Regions from separate parts of the Homo sapiens genome. Here regions 2 and 3 are each linked to region 1. A link is a contact called in ENCODE Hi-C or POLR2A ChIA-PET data. All regions are on one chromosome and are shown on one strand. The core of a region is the stretch at or near the end of the contact, and the rest is flanking DNA. Distances in the headings are between cores, read along the strand shown.

Region 1 (2,700 bases), core at 145-2,644:
CCTCATGGTGAGTAGTCAGAAAGAAACAGACCCATAGGATACAGGGAACAAGAACATAAAGAAGACAGCCAGGATTGAGAAAGTGGCCAGTGAAGCCACGAGAGCAGGTGTATTTTCACAGGGGCAGAGAGTAAAAAATAACAACCAAGAGCGTGGGTGAATGCCAAGGCAGCCTCAAGAGAAACAGGCAAGAACCAAGCCCTGGGAAAGTAGCACGTCAGGACTTGGCTGCAGGGACAGGGGTAAGCCCGTCAGAGCCCCTGCATGGCTTTCAGATTACACAGACTTTAACCGCCCAGTTTACCCTCACCCCAAACCTTTATAAATCACCTAAGAGCTAGAAGGAGCCTATAAGGTATTTTGTCCAACACTCTTATTTTACAATTGAAAAACAATGAGTTAAAACTGGGCCTGGTTATTGACAGAGGTGGGTCTACCATCTAACTGTGCCTTCTTGTCCAGCATTTCCTCCACTTCCCATGTATCCAGAACCTAGAATTAAAACAACTGGCCGGGCACAGTGGCTCATGCCTGTAATCCCAGCACTTTGGGAGGCCAAGATGGGAAGATCATGAGGTCAAAAGATCAAGACTGTCTTGGCCAACACAGTGAAACTCTGTCTCTACTAAAAATACAAAAAATTAGCCAGGCATGGTGGCACGTGTCTGTAGTCCCAGCTACTCGGGAGGCTGAGGCAGGAGAATTGCTGAAACCTGGGAGGTGGAGGTTGTGGCGACCCAAGATCGTACCACTGCACTCCAGCCTGGGCAACAGAGCAATACTCCATTTCAGAACAAAAACAAAAAGAAAAACAAACCATGTTCTAAGTATTTCAAACATTTGTCTATTGTCTGTAGGATTTACTCCCTCCAGTTTCCTAGCAGAGAGAGAAAAGAGTAAAATTAGAATGATATGCATTTATTTCAATATTGAAACCACATTTTGAAGAGTTCACTGAACTAAATGAAGAACCTAAGCTGGTCTATTAACTATAAGCAGACTTCGCACATGAAAAACGGGACATTTTCTGGATGATTGACACTAAATTCAACTTGGACAGTGAGCTAGCATCCAGGAGAGCCAGTTACTTTGGTTTTAACAAACCCCAGAGAATGGATTTCCAGTCCTGTCTACTCAGTAGAATCAACTAAAGTTAGTTTTCCCCAGCTACAAATATCTACAAGTGTTAGCTAAAATATGAAGTTTATTTAAAAATACATAGTTGAATTAACAAAGACAGAGATTCTCAAATGCTAGAAACAAAGAGAAAATTAAAAGCCATACCAATATAGTGTGTGTCAAAGGTGTAGTCATCAGGGCTGAGAGCAGGGAGTTATCTGACCCAGAAATAAGAGTTTTAAGTTAGCATCCACATGAAGACAGGAGAGGAAGTTTGGGGTAGGGTTGGAACGGAGAGCTTTATATAAAGCTGATATCTTTGAAACTCACCACCTTCAATGAAGAGGAAACAAAACCAACCCATCGACGTGCTGCTACCCAGGTCTCAGAAAAGAAAAAAAAAAAAAAGTCTGAATTTAAATTACTTGCGTGGGGCAGGAAACTCTAAGTTAAGCTTGTAACATATGAATTGGCCCTGGGTTGATAATACCCCTGTAGCAATTCAAGATATTGAGGTAACAAAATTATCTTAAAAGATTAAAAAATAAGTATGTTTGAAGTTATGAAAGCGATTTCAAAGAAGAAATAGAAAATGTAAGGAAGAACAACACGTAATGAAAACAGGACAGATTGACAAAAGGAACAACTAGAAGCACGAGGGATAGTTTGAATTGAGGATGGACTGAATAGATTTAGCTACGCTCTCTACTTTTTGTCATTAGTTATCATTAGTTTATTAAAAAAGACAGATCTGGAAATTATTTACATGATGAAAGATTTCAGAACTTCAGTGGAATGGGCAGCTTCAAGTTGATGTCATTTCAATAGTAACTTATTTCAGTCTACATACTTCCCAAGAATGCACCATCTCTTTTTTATGTATTTATTATTTTGAGAAAGAGTCTCACTCTGTCGCCCAGGCTGGAGTGCAATGGCATGATCTTGGCTCACTGTAACCTCCGTCTCCTGGGTTCAAGCCATTCTCCTGTCTCAGCCTCCCGGGTAGTGGGGTTATAGGCACACACCACCACGCCCGGCTAATTTTTGTATTTTTAGTAAAGATGGGGTTTCACCATGTTGGCCAGGCTGGGCTCAAACTCTTGACTTCAGGTGATCCGCCCACCTTGGCCTCCCAAAGTGCTGGGATGACAGGCGTGAGCCACAGTGCCCAGTCAGAATGTCACCGTCTCTAAATAAGAAATAATCCTTGTCATCTAGAACTACTCTGGTGCCTCCATATTCTAGGAGAAGAAATTTATCTCCAACTCTCATGCTAACTGGTTGAATCTCTCCACCCTTTCCTTTAGAACCTGATCCAACAGCTACTCCTTTTGCTTGCAATACTTTTCCTTGAGATTTTTCTGGAAGCATAATGCCTCCTTTGGTTACAGTTGTGGTGGCAATCCTTTCAACAAATACTCTGTCAAAGAGTAGAAGAAACTTTCTAAATGCTTGTCCTGCCATGACTTCCTCAACCGCAGACTCATACTCCGCTCTCGTGCAGCACCACAAGGAGAGATCCCTCTATTCTTAATTTATAATGACATCCTCCTTTGGTTTTTTGGTTCCATAAAAGCTCTT
Region 2 (2,700 bases), core at 163-2,662, 180 kb before region 1:
TTATTAAAGGTTATATAGTATTGCTTTTGTTTTTCAAGAGAAGTTAATTTTCTTCAGGTTGAAATTGCAAAGGATTCTGTGGTTAATCTGATTTTTATTTATTCACACATTACACATTTGGGTTTTTTCCCGTGAACACCTATGAAATTCTGTTCTAGCATTTGATTTTTTAAAAATGTAGTCAGATAAGTGTAGATGTTGCTGCCTTTCAGTTAAATTTGTTGAGTTTGATTGGCAATACTGCTTTTCGCATTCAAGTCTTACTAGATCTGAAAAGCTGTTTTTTAAAAATTCTTTTCTCTATTCAATTACTGTTTCTGCTTCATTTGTCTTCTTTCCTCTTTGGGAACATTGTTAGGCTTTCTGTTAAAATTTTTCCATGTATTATCTTATCTATCATCTTTTTACTTCTTTATCCTTTCTCCTGTGTTTTGAGGCTGTTTCTCAAGTTTTTTCTCCACAAGAACAATTTTGATTTTCCGTAGGGAACCAATCTCTGCTCATTGCCTTGAATGTAAGTTTTTATTGAGCTTTTATGCTTTTGATTGGCAGGCAGGCCCTTTGCTTATCTTTTTATAGGCATCGTCCTATATAATTAATAGAAAAGTAAAATTTTCTTAAAATTTCTTTTTTTAATTAATGAAATAAATTGTATTCAAAGGATGTCCTTTCTTTGAGAGTTTAATACCTGCTACATAAACACTATGAGTATATTAGTCTGTCCTCACACTGCTATAAAGAAATACCTGAGACTGGATAATTTATAAAGAAAAGAGGTGTAATTGGCTCACAATTCCACAGGCTATACAGGAAGCATGACGCTAACATCTGCCTGGCTTCTGGGAGGGCCTCAGGAAACTTACAATCATGGTGGAAGGCAAAGCGGGAGCTGGCCCATCTTACATGGCCAGAGCAGGAGGGAGAGAGGAGGGGGAGGTGCCACACACTTTTAAACAGCCAGATCTCAGAAAAACTCTCTCGGGAGAACAGCACCAAAGGGATGGCGCTAAACCATGTTGGAAGGATCCACCCCCATGATTCGAGCACCTTCCACCAGACCCCACCTCCATCATGAGTTGAACGTGAGATTTGGGTGGGGACACGGATCAAAACCATGTCAATGAGTCAGCTTTTATAGCAGGTCCCTGATGTAAATCACTCCCCCTATTAATACCCAGAGGCACTCCTTATAGTGGCATGACCAGACATCTCCACCCTGTTGTCATTACTGTTAGCATAAGTGATACAGTAATTGCAGAGTTCTCAGTTTTGTGTCTTAAAATTAATCTTAAAGTAGAGGTTTCACAGATTGTATTTCTGCTTCTCTAACTATTTTTATTCCCATTTGTGTCTGCATAGATGAAGAGAATACTGAGATGTAGACTGTGAAATACAAATGAACTCAGCAATATGGTTTTTGTGGGTTTTTTTCTGCACCATCACAACATGAGGAGGTTGACACGTTATTTGGTTCTTCCTGTTCTTTCTTCTTTTTCTCAGAAGTTATTTTTCTTGGTTTTCAGGCACTATAAGACATCTCTCTCCCCAACGGCTGCACTGAAGGTGAAAATCCTTTTGCCCTTATCTCAGGGAAATGAAGATTTATGTTCACACACACACTCAGACCTGTACGCTAATGTTCATAGCAACTTTATTAGTAATAGTTGCTGGAAACAACTGATGTCCTTCAATGCATGAATGGCTAAACACACTCAGTGCCTCCATCATGGAATACTACTCAGCAATGAAAAAGAAGGAACCACAGTTACCTGTAAAGCCTGCACGAATCTCCAGAGAATTATACTGAGTGAGAAAAGCCACATGTAAAAAGTTGTACTATATGGTTCCCTTTATACAACATTCCTAGAGTGATGAAATGATAAAAATAAAACAGAGTAGTGCTTGCCCGGGGTTAGGAATTAGGTGGGAGAGGGAAGGAGTGGGCGAGGCTCTAAAAAGACAACAGGAGGGATCTTTGTGGTGACCGAATGTTCTGGATCATGACATAGAATCGTTAATATCCTGATCAAAATATGATAGTAGAGGCCAGGCACAGTGGCTCATGCTTGTAATCCCAGCACTTTGGGAGGCTGAGGCGGGCGGGTCATGAGGTCAGGAGTTTGAGACTAGCCTGGGGCTGGTGTTGCTTGATGCCGAAGCTGAGTAAGTCTTTCCTAATGGCATAAAACACCCATCTTGGCTTACTTGGCTTTAATGGACAAGACCAGCTGATGCAGAGGGAGCAAGAGGTGGTTGGTGAGCAACCCTTGGGGCCTGAAGTGTGTGTCCAGAATCACTAAGGATTCCTGTGCCTGAAGGGCCAGCTGTCTCTGCCCCACCCTGTTTAGGGAACCCAGGCTGCAGGGAAGAGGTCAGGAACTTGAAGCAGTTGCCATATTGGTGCAGGGCTGCACGGGACTGAGTCCTCCCACCAATGCAGCAACAGTTTTTGTTCATTTCTTGACTCTTCTAGTTCATTTCCAAAATTTTTCTGTCTGGGATGCTGGTAATAAAAGTGCGTGTAAGCTCCTAGAATCATGGGCTCCAAGCATTGCTTTTGGTGATCAAATGGACTGACCCAACAGCTGCAGAAACTTCGTTCCTTTGTGTTTGTTTAGTCTCTTAGCCACACGAGCGCCCAGCCTGGAGTCTGGAGGTGAGCTCTCATTCCACCTCTTGAGCTAAGCAGGTGAGAGGTCC
Region 3 (2,700 bases), core at 126-2,625, 200 kb before region 1:
AAAGAAAGAAAGGAAAGAAGGGAGACAGGGAGGGAGGGAAAGAAAAAATAAAATGTAATTGATGTAGCAGTACAAACCCTCAGGCATTATGATAGGGGTGACTTTTGCAAATCCCCCCGATATGGTTTGGCTGTGTCCCCACCCAAATTTATCTTGTATCGTAGCTCCCATAATTTCCACGTGCTGTGAGAGGAACCTGGTGGGAGGTAATTGAATCATGGGAGCAGTTTCCCCCATGCTGTTCTCATGGTAGTGAGTAAGTCTCACAGATCTGATGGTTTTATAAAGGGAAACCCCTTTTGCTTGGCTCTTATTCTCTATTTGCCGGTCACCATGTAAGATAGCCTCTTGCTCCTTTTTCGTTTTCTGCCATAATTGTGAGGCCTCCTCAGCCATGTGGAACTGTGAGTCAATTAAACCTCTTTCCTTTGTAAATTATCCAGTCTTGGGTGTGTCTTTATCAGCAGCGTGAAAACGGACTAGTATACCCCCTAACCCTAACCCTAACCAAACAACTTTGATTTTGTCAGAAATAACCAGAGTTGGTTTTCTCAGTAATCACCACCAAATTTCTCACCATTGCATCTGGAAAAGTGGAAACAGCATTCTAGGACCCTGCCAAGGATGGGAAGGCCGGGAGGGGTGTGGCCTGTGTCTCAAGAACAATCTACCTGTAACCAGACAGGGTTGTTCATCTTTAGGAAATCCCTACTGCCCTAAGCTAAGACGGTGGATGTGAAAATGTCCCACTTGCTGGAGGAGGGAGCTTAACCTCGGAGAGAGCATTTCTGAGGCTTCTGTGGCATCTGTTAAGTCTTCAAACACATAGGACTCTCTCCAAGTCAAGCGACGAGAAAGTGCATTTTTCACAGTGCTTGCTGCAGCACGTTTCAGGGAGCATGTGTGGAGCCTCCTGGTGGGGAGAATACCTGGCAGCTGCCAGACACATTCACTGTGGGATTCTGTGGCTCGGAGCACATGTCCTGTGAGTCACAGGATATGAGACAGTGAGGAGGCAGAGGGTAGGGAGAGGGCAAGGCGCTCCAGAGGCTGCAGCAAAGGAGAGAGGGGGATGCCTTATTTCTCTTAATTTTTAACCTATATAGGCAATTTTGCAATAAAATGGGTTGGCTACCAAGTATATTTCCCTAGAGCTCATGAAGCATTGGATCCTTTGATTGCAGAAATCCAAAGATAACAAGGTGAAAATTCAACTCACAATCCATATTTCAATTTGCCATTTGTGGTTTGTAGTGATTGGTCTGAGCCTGTGAGTAATCTAATGGTGAAACATGGTTGCACGCTAGAAAAGCTGTAGTTTACAGCAAAAACCAAGGAGCTATGGGCAAAAACTTTAATCACTTCAAAAAGAAGTAATTCACCTGGAATCACCTTTCCTGCAGGCAGTGAGATGTGCGGAAACAGGCCCCGAGCTATAGGTAAGAACACCCAGGTGTTGGGGCTGCCCCTGCTGCTTATCAGTAGATCTCTGAGCCATCCATGCCCCACCTGGAAATACCCTGAGATCCTGTTGAATGAGGTTCTTTGCAAGCCACAGAATGCAATATGAGGATGAAAGTTTCTTTATAGTTGAATTTGTATAGTATCCATTGACAGCACAGTTCATATGGGACCACAAACAGAGATCCGTGTACCATGCACCCAGCACTATGCAACAGGCACCATGTACTAAGCAGCAAGCACCATCGCTGACTTGGGGCTAAAGATAAACACATGCCAGGCCAGGCGAGGTGGCTCACGCCTGTAATCCCAGCACTTTAGGAGGCCGAGGCGGGCGGATCACGAGGTCAGGAGTTGGAGACCAGCCTGGCCAACATAGTGAAACCCCATCTCTACTAAAAATACAAAAAAATTAACCAGGTGTGGTGGCGGATGCCTGTAGTCCCAGCTGCTCGAGAGGCTGAGGCGGGAGAATCACTTGAACCTGGGAAGTGGAGGTTGCAGTGAGCCGAGATTGCGCCATTGCACTCCAGCCTGGGTGACAGAGCAAGACTCCGTCTAAAAAATAAATAAATAAATAAAAATAAACACATGCCAAATAATAACAGAGTGTTGGATAGGAAGGTAAAGTTGGGCCTCTTGACCAGAATAAAAATTCGTTCATTTGACCAACATTTACATCTTTTGCATTTATTTTCTATGAGGTGTACTATGTTCTCTGAGAAATCCAAAGCTGAATCAGAAACAGGTCCTGCTGTCAGGGAGGTGATAATTTAGTAAAGAATGTAAATTCATCTACAAATATCTGTAGCACAAAGTGGTATTATGCATTTTACTCAGGCCTTGGTCACTGGGTATAGAAACTATTCAGGAGAGGAAAAGCCATCACCGGAGCTCTGCTTGGTGACCTCTCAGCCTTAGCCCCAGCCTCACCCTCACCTCAGCCCCAGCCTCAGCCTCAGCCTCACCCTCAGCCTCACCTCAGCCCCAGCCTCAGCCTCACCCTCACCCTCACCTCAGCCCCAGCCTCAGCCTCGGCCTCGGCCTCAGTCTCACCTCAGCCTCAGCCTCACCTCAGCCTCACTTCAGCCTCAGCTTCAGCCTCACCTCAGCCTCAGCCTCAGCCTCACCTCAGCCCCAGCCTCACCTCAGCCTCAGCCTCACCTCAGCCCCAGCCTCAGCCTCACCTCAGTCCCAGCCTCAGCCTCACCTCAGCCTCAGCCTCAGCCCCAGCCCCAG

What was found. A loop is a pair of places that touch in the nucleus more often than their neighbours do. ChIA-PET counts read pairs that join two places held with the same protein, here RNA polymerase II (POLR2A). Pooled maps may share reads with other maps.
Region 2: POLR2A ChIA-PET joins it to region 1 with 7 read pairs in CD4-positive, alpha-beta T cell. The contact joins the enhancer-like site here to the promoter of LINC01891 in region 1. A Hi-C loop is called at or near these places in 10 of 168 maps with a recorded cell type or tissue (B cell, CD4-positive, alpha-beta T cell, CD4-positive, alpha-beta memory T cell and 5 more), 23 of 37 single-sample maps with no recorded cell type and 20 of 50 pooled maps. POLR2A ChIA-PET finds 5 or more read pairs at or near these places in 22 of 52 experiments (CD4-positive, alpha-beta T cell, CD4-positive, alpha-beta memory T cell, CD8-positive, alpha-beta T cell and 12 more).
Region 3: a map of endothelial cell of hepatic sinusoid shows a loop between it and region 1 (2.5-fold over the local background). The contact joins the enhancer-like site here to the promoter of LINC01891 in region 1. A Hi-C loop is called at or near these places in 3 of 168 maps with a recorded cell type or tissue (Caco-2, endothelial cell of hepatic sinusoid and endothelial cell of umbilical vein) and 3 of 50 pooled maps. POLR2A ChIA-PET finds 5 or more read pairs at or near these places in 4 of 52 experiments (AG04450, T-cell, naive thymus-derived CD4-positive, alpha-beta T cell and 1 more).

The regions. Positions count from the first base shown.
Region 1 is chr2:234,453,201-234,455,900 of GRCh38, forward strand. It overlaps LINC01891 (long intergenic non-protein coding RNA 1891), which reads right to left and starts at 1,395. Exons shown (of 3, transcript NR_146988.1): 1 at 1,285-1,395. It also overlaps the pseudogene HSPE1P9.
Region 2 is chr2:234,277,624-234,280,323 of GRCh38, forward strand. No RefSeq gene overlaps it. Among named protein-coding and RNA genes, the nearest start is that of LINC01891, 180 kb to the right of the region's middle. Within about 2 kb of position 1,413, at least 3 of the 41 ENCODE cell types and tissues checked have a DNase peak (open chromatin) inside an H3K27ac peak, as active enhancers do; they include CD4-positive, alpha-beta T cell, CD8-positive, alpha-beta T cell and natural killer cell, where a contact is called at or near this core.
Region 3 is chr2:234,257,401-234,260,100 of GRCh38, forward strand. No RefSeq gene overlaps it. Among named protein-coding and RNA genes, the nearest start is that of LINC01891, 200 kb to the right of the region's middle. Within about 2 kb of position 1,376, at least 6 of the 41 ENCODE cell types and tissues checked have a DNase peak (open chromatin) inside an H3K27ac peak, as active enhancers do.